Regions from separate parts of the Homo sapiens genome. Here region 2 is linked to region 1. Evidence: read pairs that join two places in POLR2A ChIA-PET (ENCODE). Cell type or tissue: IMR-90. All regions are shown on one strand. Links, peaks and the distances in the headings refer to the core of each region. The heading gives the core; the rest is flanking DNA. Region 1 overlaps CEP95 (centrosomal protein 95). Region 2 overlaps PECAM1 (platelet and endothelial cell adhesion molecule 1).

Region 1 (6,521 bases), core at 1,238-5,237:
AACTTTGCCTATAAGCATATATAATAAGATAGATATGTATGCTTACATCCCACCTTCTCAGGACCCAGATAGGTAAAAGGATAGCAGATGCGTGGCTCAGATAATTTACCTTTTCTCTCTTTGCATCTCCCCCTATCACCAAGAGCACTCTCCATAGTCCTTTGTGCATAGGAGGCATTCCACATGTTGAATATCCAAAGTTGAATGTAGAAGCTAAGTATTTGAGACAGTACACATTTGTATGCATTTGTCTGTTTACTTGGTGTTACCATACCAATTCAAGTTAGTTACAGGAGAGAGTCCCTTTAGCACATTCACTCATCAGTCTCTTTGGATTTAGTGAAAACCAACTTTGGTTTCCAGCATAACATTCTGGCTATCAGGAACTAATGTTATATGTCTTTTCTCTGTTGCAGGACTTTCCATGCGTAGAAAGCCACCCTACAGATCCCATTCGCTCTCTCCATCTCCAGTTAACAAACACAAACAGTTCCACTTGGAGAGAAAAAGGCAGCGCAAGCCAAGAGAAACAGATGTCCGCCAATTCCAAGCACAGGTTCTTCCCCATCTCTTGACTACCATTAAGCAGCAGCCAGTACCATTTCCCCTCAGCCAGATGCTACCATGAACATGCTGTTGATTTAGGCTTAAAATACATTTAATATTCTTGAGCGGAGTGGATGATAGAGAGCTATGTGACATAGCTTATGTCTTTGTTAGCATAAAATTATACTCATGAAACTCTTAAAAAAAATAACCTGGCTGGACATAGCTTGGTGTTCCAGTAGATTAAGAAAGAGGAGATCAGTGTGAGTTGTTATTTTCAGAGTGAGCTTCAGAGATGAAGGGAATTTGAGGTGGATTAAACGTGAAAGGCCACTTGAGTTACAGAGAAGATGAGATCAAGTACCCAAGACAGGAATGAGAGGAGGTGGTTGGGATTCAACAACAGGGAGATTGGTATGATTACCTAGGAAGACTTTCCACTGTGGAATGTGGATTTTGAAATGTAGCATGGATTTAGAACACTTATTTGCAGTAGTAGGTTTTATAATGCGGTAGGATTTATAATGGTGAAAAACTAAAACCAATTCAGACATCTTACACTCATTTGTAACTCAGCATGTAACTTCCACTCAGGAGAGTATCAAAATGATTGCAAAAACTTGAGAACAGAAAAAACGCATGATGTAAAATTTCATTTTATGTCCCAATTATATATGTTAAAGTAATGTAGAGATTTGTGAGGCAGGTGCAGTGGCCCTGCACTTTGGGAGGGTGAGACAGGTGGATCACCTGAGGTCGGGAGTTCGAGACCAGCCTGGCCAACATGTTGAAACCCCATCTCTACTAAAAATACAAAAATTAGCCAGGCATGGCAGTGCACACCTGTAGTCCCAGCTACTCAGGAGGCTGAGGCAGGAGAATCACTTGAACTCGGGAAGTGGAGGTTGCAGTGAGCTGAGTTTGTGCCACTGCCTCCAGCCTGGGCGAGAGTGCGACTGTCTCAAAAAACAAAACAAGAAAACCATACATTTGTGATATAGAGTCTGAAAGGAATTTTTTTAAAAAGTGAATGAGCTTGATATTTTAGGGGTGGCAGGTATCCTAGGTGAATTTTTTTCCTCTTTTGTATTTTTTTTTTTTTTTTCTCAAGGTGGAGATTCACTCTTGCCGCCCAGGCTGGAGTGCAATGGCATAATCTTGGCTTACCTCAACCTCCGTTTCCCGGGTTCAAGCGATTCTCCTGCCTCAGCCTCCCGAATAGCTGGGATTACAGGCATGTGCCACCACGCCCAGCTAATTTTGTATTTTTAGTAGAGATGGGGTTTCTCCATGTTGGTCAGGCTGGTCTTGAACTCCTGACCTCAGGTGATCCACCTGTCTCATCCTCACCGCACGCGGCTAAGAGCTTGGATGCTCGGTTGAGGCACCATTGGAATTGAAACTCAGGATCTCCTGTTTACTAGACAGGTGCTTTAACCAGCTAAGCCATGGTGCTGCCCGTTGTGTATGTTTTTAATAACTGTAATATATGACCTTTTCCCCTTTAGGCGTTTACTGAAGCATTTGAAAGGGAACTAAGAAGACATAAAGTTCAAGAGAATATTGGACCTCTAAGAATACATGAGAAGGAGGAGGAAACAGTGGGTAAAAGTCTCCACTGTAATAAATGCCATTTGATCAGATGAGTGGGAAGTACAAAGATGATCTTTTTAAAAGAAGAAGGGGCCAACAGGGCCTTAATCATGAGCTCTTTAGGAAAAGGCAGGATTTCATGTCATGATACAGGACTTGCTTATTAATAAGGCATTCAGGTTGCTAAAATATGACGAGACATGGTTCCAAAGAAAAGTAGTGTTTTTCCGCTACTTAAAACTTCCCATCAGTTTTTAAGGGTTTATTTGACTTAGCAGTTCACCAGGGGCTTAAAAACTACTCTAGGCTGACAAAATTAAAGAAGAGTAAGAGAAGACAGAACATCCTAGTTGGCTATAGACCTGGTTGTAAGAAACCCAAAACAGAAGTTTTCATTGCCTTTCAAAAGAATGGTTACAGAAACTAAGTGAAATCATGGGGAAAATGCTTATGCTAAAATATTCATGAACAAAACAGGATATAAAGTACAGTATGGTTACAACTAAGCATACTGCATAGTTGCCTGAGAATTTTTTAAATCTACATGGAAAAAGAGAAGTACATTGAAACATTAATGGTTAAAAAAAAGATTAATAGTGGTTGTATTTAGGGTGTGGGACTATGGTGACTGAAACTTGAAAAAGATTCAGTGCTTTTTCAAATTCCAAGGGATGCCAGAGGCCAAAAGGTGCATTTAACTTAGAGTAAATGAATATTAACCAGATTTTACAAATTTGAAGTAAGGTGGTTTGGCTTACTGTTAGCTAAAAAACTAAAAAACTACCGTTAGCTGTTTTTGTCAGTATGTAATATTTAAGATGATGTATGAAAGAACTGTTAGACCTTTTATTTTTATTCTGTTTTATATCTGCTTCTAAGGAAAAAATATACAGAGGAGAAGCTGTTCGTAAAGGAACTCCAGAATGTAGTCAGCCCTGGAAGATTTACTCTAGAAAAACCACAACGCAGAGTCTAAGAGGTGGCCTCCCAAAGCCAAATAAAGCAGTTCCAAGTAAGAACCACAGAATTGTACTTTATGGAAAACTGGCAACCTTTGAAAGCATGTGCAACATTCCAAGGACACAGCACTGAAAGCTAACATCCACCAGTTAGCCGAAGAAAGTTTTTTTTTTTTCCCAATCACTGCCATGTGGCTGGTTTTCCGTAGAGGGCTAAAACTCTTCAATAAGGAAGTACTTCAGGGAGGCCTATATATTGGCACCCAAGGAATGCCAGGACTGCCACCTGCTGCTCCAGCGTTAGCCTCACTCGTGTGCTTACTCACTTTGACTGCCTTTTTGTCTATTTCTGGGAGGTTGGTAGAATGAAAGGGATGCTCCAAGGCAAGCAGATGGCCTGTCCACCTCCTATATATTGACAGTGCCAATGAGTGTAGAGTCTTGTTACAAGAAACAAAGTCATGAGAAATGCCAGGCTTCCTGTTACACCCAAAGACTGCTGGCCCTCCTACTCTATCCTTTAGACCAGAAACTTTTTCTTCTAAGCACTTGCCTACCGGGAAGGTTGAGGAGTCTTGTTTTACCGTACGTAGAGAATCTACCCACAGGCACTGAAGCGGCTGAGCAATTAGGATGGACTTCCCAGGACCAGCATGGCATCAATCCAGAACTATTGAGCTTATTTTTATCCTTACCAGTAGTTGGCTTACTCCAATCAGAGGAGTAATGCAAATTATTATAAGTACATTTAGAATTGTTCTTTTCAGGATCAAAACCACATCACTTACATAAGCTTTGATCTACCAGGGATGTTGGATGACAGTTCTTGTCCACGTCTCAGATTAAGAACATCTTATTTTACCTTGCAGTGAAAGTAAGTGAACACAGTCTCCTGCCCCTTATGCTGGAGCAGTTTCCGTTTCTTTATGTTTCTGGCCCAACACTAAGCAAAATGTGGAAACAGCAAATTGCACAGGTTGAACAGCTTAAGAAAGAAGCATGTAGAGAAAATCGATCAAAGAAGAAACTCCAAGATGAAGTAAGTTACTGTCAGTCTTAAGCATAGGAATTTAAATGAGAAGAGCTTATCCTTAAGAATTTAGTGAACAGCATTATTAACCTACTTAACTTCATGTCCCCCTTCAAGATAGAAGAAGCCCTAAGAAGGCATGACCTCCTTACTACCCTTGTCAAGAAAGAATATGAACATAACAAGAGACTGGTATGTCAAGAGCAAGTTGGGTATTATAATTCTGAATTTGTTATATTCATTCCCTTTATCTGTGCTAGCTGGGCAACAGTTGCACAGACCCTTAACCTCTTAACACCTGCATGTGGAAGTGTTGCCTAGGTCTTTAACCAAAATTGATAGCCCATGCCTGTAATCCCAGCACTTTGGGAGGCTGAGGTGAGAGGATCACTTGAGACCAGCCTCAGCAACATAGTGGGACCCTGTCATTAAAAATATATATATGGGTGTGGAAAAAATGAGCCTGGCATGGTGGCATTTGCCTGTGGTCCCAGCTACTTGGGAGGCTGAAGTGGGAGGATCACTTGAACGTGGGAGGGCGAGGCTGCAGTGAGCTATGATCTTGCCACTGCACTCCAGCCTGGGTGCCAGAGTGAGACCCTGTCTCAACAACAACAAAACACACAAACCCAAAATGGGCAGGAGGAAGAGCTAGGTACTTTATATACACAGTTTCAGTTAGTCTTCATAGTAATGTATTAGAGATGTTTTCTATGAAATGAAAACCCTGAAGCTTTGAGATACTAAGTAACTTGCCCTGGGTCTCACTGATAAGCAAGGGACACAGCTGAGATTTTAATCCAGTTCTGTCTGTGGACTCCATGGACCCATCTAGGTGCCAAGCAGCTGAACTTAGTGCTGTTTGCCCTCTCCCATCCTTCTCAGGTCCCAAGTAGAGAGCTCCAGGATTTATCAGCCTCCGTTATAATTTTGACTAGGAATTGTGCTTAGAGAATTACGAAGGGAGAGGATGGAGGTCAGAAACAATCTGCCAAAGGGAGAGATTTAAAAATCTTTGCCTGAGTGTGGAGTAGAGATAAGCCATGAGAACTGTAATACTGAACAGTTCCAGGAAGACATCTCAGGAACTGCAGATGGTACTTTCCTGTGGAGGGAAAAAACACTAGTATCTGAAACACCTACATAAGAGGCTTTATGTACATGACCCCATTTTATTTTCACTCCTTTGTCAGATACTGTCTAATTTCCTTAGTTTTTGCCTAAATGCTCCTGGCAGCTCAGGCTCTGCTTGAAAGTCTGGGTGTGCCATTTTCCTACTCCTTGTGAGGTGGCATCTGGGCCAGCCTTGTTAGCAGCTTCCTGGTGGCATGGGGAGTGAGCCCTCAGTTCCACAGGAGTGCCCAGGATCACTGCTGCCCTCTGCTGCAGTGGGGTGTTATTGGAGCTGCTCTTCAGATTGAGGTGATAAAGCTGCCAAAGGCTGAAGGGCTTCTGGGGCCACTGGCCCCCCACACGTGACATACTGCCTGAAGACATCGTGATGGGGAGTGAGGCAGATGAGAACGCTGGAATCTGCATTCCTCTTGTCCTTACCCTTCTCTTCCCTCCCCTTTCCCTTTCTTAGCAAGACTTCAAGGACTGCATTCGTAGGCAAAGGTTGACCCAATCAAAGATAAAAGAAAATCGACAGCAAATCGTTCGTGCTCGAAAATATTATGATGATTATAGAGTTCAGTTGTGTGCAAAAATGATGAGAATGAGGACCCGGGAAGAAATGGTAAGTCTGACTTTTCTGTCCAGCCCTGTTAAGAAGGTGAACTTTGTTATCTTTCAGGACCACCTTCTTTGTTCGTGACTCTTGTCCAAATTTGAATCCAAAATCTAAACTGAAGTCCTATAGTGCTGGCCCTGAGTTCTGCTTGGCCACACTTCATTTTCTTACTCCATTGTGCATTCCCGTCCATTCTCAGTCTCCGTGTCCCTCATCTTAATGTGAAGTCTTACTTCCTCCCTGCCTCCTACACATAACAGGTACTTCTCCAGTAAAACTACTTTAGAGGTTTGGGAACATGTGAGAGACAAATTTAGTGTGATAACATGACCTTGCATTCCACATAAAATCAGGACTAGTGTCCAGCTGTGCTGTGAGGGGTTTTCCACAAGGATGACATTTGCTATGTCATCCTAATCAGGCTGTGAAATGATTAACCTTTTGAGATCCCAAGCTAGCAATAAATTTCATCTGTAAAATATTTTAGTAATTATAGTTTACTAAAGACTTGGACATATTTCTAGAGGAAGGCTTTGAGGAGAGCGTAAGTAACTTGTCTGTAGCTCATGAATGCGTCGCCGTCAGAACCAGTTTTTCTATCCAGAATTTACACTGATGAAGGGAGGACAAGTGCGCATATCCAAGCCCTTTGAGCAGTGTG
Region 2 (6,521 bases), core at 1,284-5,283, 190 kb before region 1:
GAGTGGGTTCTACGATGCCTATAGTTTCTGCCTGAGGGGTCAGGTTCCAACAGCCCGGACTGAGTAATCTAGAACCAACCTGGAGACCCCGAGAGAACCCACTTGAACAGCCAGCTGCCCTAAAGCAGATGAAGGAAATCAGAATATGCCACCACAAAATATGCCCCTTTGGCATAAGGATTGTTTTGAGCTGGTTCAGATGTAGAAGGAAGTCTTCCCAGAGCTTGTTTATCTGACTAAAAGCAGAAACTACTTCTTCCTTTTTTTTTTTTTTTGAGGCAGATTAACAAGAGAAAAACAAAGAGGGTCTCTGTTTTTCTCTTGTTAATCTGTCTTGTGTAATTTGCAGGGCCCCAGTCAGAAAACCTAAGAGAGTAAAGGAAGAAAATTAAGTTTTTTGGAACCCACAGTCTCATTCTGTCACCCAGGCTGGAGGGCAGTGGCACAATCACAGTTCACTGCAGCCTCCACCTCCCAGGCTCAAGCGATCCTCCTGTCTCAGTCTCCTGAGCAGCTGGGACTACAGGCATGCACCACTATGCCCAGCTAATTTTTGTTTTTATATTGGTTTTTTAAATTTTTTAAAATTTTTTTTTTTTTTTTTTTTTTTAGAGATGGGGCCTCACTGTGTTGCCCAAGCTGGTCTCAAATTCCTGGGCTCAAGCGATTCTCTCACCTCAGCCTTCCAAAGTGCTGAGATTACAGGCATGAACCACCATGCCCAGCCCTAAAAGCAGAAACTCCTAAGAAAACACACCTGCTGTAAATGCCCCCATAAAATATTTGTGGCCACTTGATTGACTTTCTCAGTTTGCCACTCTGGGAAGCCAAAAACCATCTTTCCTTTGTCTTGTCATTTGTCTACAAATTTATTGCTCTTTGTTAAGAAGCTTTATATATTTATATTTATTTTTATTTTTTTGAGATGGAGTTTCATTCTTGTTGCCCAGGCTGGAGTGCAATAGCGTGATCTCGGCTCACTGCAACCTCTGCCTCCCGGGTTCAAGCAATTCTCCTGCCTCAACCTCCCGAGGAGCTGGGGTTACAGGTACATGCCACCATGCCTAGATAATTTTTTGTATTTTTAGTAGAGACGGGGTTTCACCATATTGGCCAGGCTGGTCTCCAACTCCTGACCTCAGGTGATCCACCCGCCTCGGCCTCCCAAAGTGCTGGGATTACAGGCGTGAGCCACTGCGATCAGCCTAAGATGCTTTATAGACCCCAAGTGCTAACCACCCCTTTGAGTTACTCATCATTGATGTTTCTCCTGTGTGATTTGCGTTATGTATGTTAATAAACTCTGTTTTCCTCTTGTTAATCTGCTTGTCCAATTCGCAGGGCCCCAGTCAGAGCACTTAGGAGAGTAAAGGAAAAAAAGTTAAGTTTTTCCCTAGAATCCACACTAAGGTGCCCCTCACCACCTATAAAAGGGCCTCCAACCAGTAGCCTCAGATGATCACAGACTTCGCTGGAGGCCTCGAGGCAGAGGTGGTAAGGAGCTGGCCTCCTGCAGCGAGGATCCCTGCAGCTTCCACCTTCTACCACCCGACTTTCCCAAACCGAAGACAGTACACCTCAGTGATCAAGAGCGTGGAGTCCACTCCGGGGAGGAACGATTCTCAGGGGCTGGCTTGCTGCGTGATCTTGGGCAAGCGTCTTAACCTCTCTATGCCTTAGTATCCTCAACTGTAAAATGGGATTTGTGGTGAATCCCATGGACAAATCCCATTGAAAGACACGATGTACTTAGACCACTTAGCACATACAATAAGTGCTCAAATAGGAGATTTTGCTTAACGAAAGCAACTGAAAGTGAACTCTTCAGCAGTGTCCAAGAAAGCGAACACTCTCAGGGACCACCAAGAAAGTAGAAGGGGCATTTTTGTACAACTGCACAATGGGAGCAACCTTGAACCCTACCTCACTTATAACTTTCCCTTACACTAGACAAATAGAGAACGGCTGTTTATTGTCAGATTTGCATTTTGTTAGCTCTGAATATATGGAGATTGTGAAATGAGGTATTTGAGCTAAAAATTCCCCAGAGAATTGGTTTTTCAAAAATTATTCAGGGTCAAGTTCCACAAGGGTTGAGTTTCTATTCTTCTTGTAGATATACCAACTTTTAAAAGTGAATTAAGAAGTGATCGCTATTTCAGATAAAAAGCAGGGTCCTCAGAGAATTGGATGGTTCTTCTAAAACAGTGCTTTTTGCCTGGCACAGTGGCTCACGCTTGTAATCCCAGCACTTTGGGAGGCCGAAGGGGGTGGATTGCTTGAGCTCAGGAATTCAAGACCAGTCTGGGCAACATGGTAAAACCTCATCTCTACCAAAAATACAAAAACTTAGCTGGGCATGGTGGTGTGTGTCTGTGGTTCTAGCTACTTGGGAGGATTGCTTAAGCCTTAGGGGCCGGGGGGTGTTGCACGGAGTTGCAGTCAGCTGAGATGGCACTGCTGTACTCCAGTCTGGGTGACAGAGTGAGACTCTGTTTCAAACAAAAAAACAAAACAAAACACAAACAGTGCTTCTCAAATATTGGCAGCATCAGAAACATCTGAAGCTGGCTAAGTTCAGATTCCAGAGACTAGTTTTGTGGGTCTGGGCTGGGCCCGAGATTGCTGCTGCTGGTTTGCCGACTGTACTCGGAGGAGTCATCCTTTTATATTTATTTATTTATTTTGAATAAATAAATAAAGCACTTACTGAGTGCTTAATGAGCCACCACGCCTAGCCTGAGTAGCCACCCTTTGCAGAAATGTCCTGGACCATTTTAATGATTCCCTTTCCAAGAACCCACTTAAATAGAGGTCTGCTGTACAAAGCGAGATACTCACACAGTCACTATTTCCCCCACAATGTTTACGTCTTTCGGATTGCTGACTTACCTTCAGAATTTAAAAGTTGTCATTGTGTATTTCATTTCACCAGAATTGAATACAGTTATTATACCCCCCCACCGAAAAAAAGGACTTGTTGAGCTCCCCCAGTTCCAGGTCTGCTTAAGCTCTGTGCTCAGCTCTGGGGGAAGCCCTTTCATGAGTAAGCAGTGGGTCGTCACGGGAAGCGAAGTGGGGCCAGCCGAACCAAAGGAAATAGAGCAGATCCGCAAACCCACACCCACTCCCAAAGTCAGTCTACTGTCAGAAAAGCTGAAGCTGCTGGGCGCGGTGGCTCACACTTGTAATCCCAGCACTTTGGGAGGCCGAGGCGCGCGGATTACCTGAGGTTGGGAGTTTGCGACCAGCTTGACCAACAGGGAGAAACCCCGTCTCTACTAAAAATACAAAATTAGCTGGGTGTGGTGGCACATGCCTGTAATTCCAGCTACTCAGGAGGCTGAGGCAGGAGAATCGCTTGAACCGGGAGGCGGAGGTTGCAGTGAGCCGAGATCGCTCCATTGCACCCCAGCCTGGGCATCAAGAGCGAAACTCTGTCTCAAAAAAAAAAAAAAAAAATTAGCTGAGTGTGGTGGCGGGCGCCTGTAATCCCATCTACTTGGGAGGCTGAGGCAGGAGAATCACTTAAATCCGGGAAGTGGAGGTTGCAGTGAGTCGAGATTGCACCACTGCACTCCAGCCTGAGTGACAGAGCGAGACTCCATATCCAAAAAAAAAAAAGAGAAAAAAGAAAACAAGAAGAAAGGCTGAAGCTACTGGGGGTCTCCAAAGCAAAACACTCGACGTCCAAGACCTTGGGGAACCCCAGCCACCAGGGCCTGTGTGGGGAGCAGGTAAGGGTCACCGGCTGGGGTCAGTAAGCATTCAAGAAGCGCTCGTTGACTACATGAATAGTAAATGTGACCCGAGGTGACTTTTTAAGGGTGGTGGGAGAGAGGAAGCCCACAGCGCTGGTGTAAGAGGTGGCACCCCTTTTTTGGCCTTCTTTGCTTCTTCTTTTCTCTGCCCACTCCCAAGGCCCCATCAGTGATTCTAGGGGGCATCCCCCAGGCTGGGGCACTGGAGACCCTCACTCACCAGGGACAGCTTTCCGGACTTCACTGTACACTGTCTCTGTGTCCTTCTTTCCTAGATCTGGAAAAAGGACCAGGCATAAGTTAGTAGCTGCCTCTGGGAACGAGGTCAGTCCACTGCAGTCATAGGAAAAGGTCTGAGGCTCTGCAGGCAAGGCTGTACCCCACCACTGCACCCCACCAGAACCAGGTCCAGAAGCACCCAGAGACCTTGTCATTTCTGATGTTAGAAGATCCTGGCTGGGCAAGGTGGCTCATACCTGTAATCCCAGCACTTTGGGAGGGTGAGGGGGGCAGATCACTTGAGGTCAGGAGGTTGAGACCATTCTGGCCAACATGGCGAAACCCCGTCTCTACTAAAAATTCAAAAAATTAGCCGGGCATGGTGGTGCGTGCCTGTGATCCCAGTTACTCGAGAGCTAAGGGACGAGAATCGCTTGAACCCAGGATGCAGAGGTTGCAGTGAGCCAAGATTGCGCCACTGCACTCCAGCCTGGGCAACACAGTGACACACCACCTCAAAAAAAAAAAAAAGAAGAAGAAGAAGGTCTTGGTCTAACGAGCGTCACTCCCAGTCTGGGAATAGGAGGTCAGCAGGCCATTGTGGAGCAGGGCCACATGCACCAGAGGAACCCTGGACCTGAGGGGCCACGGATGGAGAGGCCCCCAGCAAGGGCCTGCAGCCTCCAGCTTGCTGGCCCCACTCCTCTTCCCCTGCCACCGTGACCCTTGTCCAGACATTCTGCCAGGTCCCTCAACGCAGGGTTGGGCTATGGCCTCCCAATCACCTGAGAGCCCAGACCCCGGGATCCAGAACGAGATCCTGAGGTCTGGGTTAGAGCCTGGGGGTTGTCAGTGACCCTAGGAATAGCTGGGACTGAGAACTCTTACAGGGATAGACAGCTGGGCTGGCTGTTTTCACTGCTGGCTCCTGGGCCTCACTGCAGCTTCTGGTTGGATTGGTCTGGGGGGGTCCCTGGTGCTGGTTTTTTAGGATCTCCTCAGGGGCCCTAATATGCAGACAGGGCTGAGATCCTCTGGGCTAGACCCTCTCAATATGGCAGCATGATGACTGACCCAGGGTGTGGCGTATACCTGGAGGAGACTCAAGGGCGCCCTTCCTGCCATCTGTTTACCTTACACTGGGGTATGGGCACAGGATGTGTATACAAAAATACACACACAGCATATACACACGCACACTCATGCACACAATGTGTATACATGCTATGTATACCCTCATACAGTGTGTAGGATGTGTCTACACACATTGTATACACACTGTATGTACAAACATGCAATCTGGGTGTGCACACACTCATGCACACAGGGTGTGCACACACATACATACCCACCAACCCTGAGGAAACAGGATGGAACCTGGCCACTTCCCAGCTCCTGTCACCTGCACAAAGGCCCAGGAAGCCTCACTGTAGAAAAGAGCCTGATGTCGTGTGGGCCACTGTTCTCCTTTTACAGATGGGGAAAGGAAGCCCCAGATAGGGTAAGGGGCTTCCTGTGCCATGGTCAGTGCATTTCCCTCCTCGGAGTGAATGGCTGGGGTGTGACCCTGGACTCTACCTGCACTGAGATGCCCTTGTCTCACCATGCTCCAGGGACACCCCACTCTCACTTCCTGGCCCCACACACACTCCTCCACAGCCAGCACTGCCCTTTCTCCTTGCCCCATTTCCCCACGACCCTGGTGGAGCTTCACGCATGTACCAACACACCCACACTCACTCTCCCTCTGTGCCCTGGGAAGTTACAGGGCCCCCTGAGCTCCACAGCATGTTGGTGACATTTGTCCACAACACACCGATGTGACTTGTTCCCAAGTCCGTCTCCCTGGCAGACCCCGACCTCCTATGGGGTGACAGCTGGGGTCTTGGACATGTCCCATTCCTAGGCTTGCTCAGCTGCCTGGGGGCACCTGTCCAAGTTTGAAGTGACAGTAATGGTGGTGGCTCCTGTGTCAGGAACCATTTGTGAGGAGAAAGCCTGGGGGTGGGTCAGATCCCTACAGTTGAACTTGGGGCATTTGGGGTGACTAGGGCCTTACACTGACTTCCCCAGGGCACCAAACAGGATTTGGAACTCAGTAGAGTGGCTGAGCTACCAGGGCACCACACTGCTGGGACAGCAGAGATGCCCACACACCCCTCACTCTCTTTCTGTGGCACCAGATGTGGGGGCCTCAAGGAAAGCTGTAGGGATCCCCAACCCTATTGGGGGATCCTCCACATCCCCAAGACACCCTCTGCTTGATGTCAGGCCTGGCCAAATCACTCACTCAGCAGAATCCTAGACACCTAGTGTGAACCCCGCACTGTGGAAGAGGAAAGGTGATCGGGCCTGGTCCCAGCTTTCAGGAGCTCCAGGCTGCGAGGCAGACAGGTGCACAAACAACGCAGACACTGCAACAAATGCTATCAAACACCATATACCAGGCGCATGGTGGGGTGGTCACGGCCAGCTCACCCTCCGACCCAGGCCCACAGTGGGGGCTGGGGCAGGTGAGGAATAAATGGAGGGAGAGGGCTT

Evidence for each region. ChIA-PET counts read pairs that join two places held together with the same protein. Peaks named below come from ENCODE experiments on the same cell type or tissue, not always from the same donor. Only the 100,000 strongest peaks of a DNase experiment are listed, where the experiment ranks them.
Region 2: POLR2A ChIA-PET joins it to region 1 with 7 read pairs; 4 of 35 experiments call an interaction of 5 or more read pairs at or near these places.

What each region holds. Positions count from the first base shown.
Region 1 is chr17:64,528,872-64,535,392 of GRCh38, forward strand. It overlaps CEP95 (centrosomal protein 95), which reads left to right. Exons shown (of 20, transcript NM_138363.3): 12 at 417-556; 13 at 2,055-2,147; 14 at 3,019-3,151; 15 at 3,968-4,137; 16 at 4,246-4,320; 17 at 5,714-5,866. Among named protein-coding and RNA genes, the nearest start is that of CEP95, 25 kb to the left of the region's middle. In IMR-90, for the core only: no CTCF peak of the experiment used is centred there; a DNase peak (open chromatin) is centred at 3,180.
Region 2 is chr17:64,337,653-64,344,173 of GRCh38, forward strand. PECAM1 (platelet and endothelial cell adhesion molecule 1) reads right to left here. Exons shown (of 16, transcript NM_000442.5): 14 at 3,982-4,038. Among named protein-coding and RNA genes, the nearest start is that of PECAM1, 50 kb to the right of the region's middle. In IMR-90, for the core only: no CTCF peak of the experiment used is centred there; no DNase peak of the experiment used is centred there; H3K27me3 peaks cover 561 bases.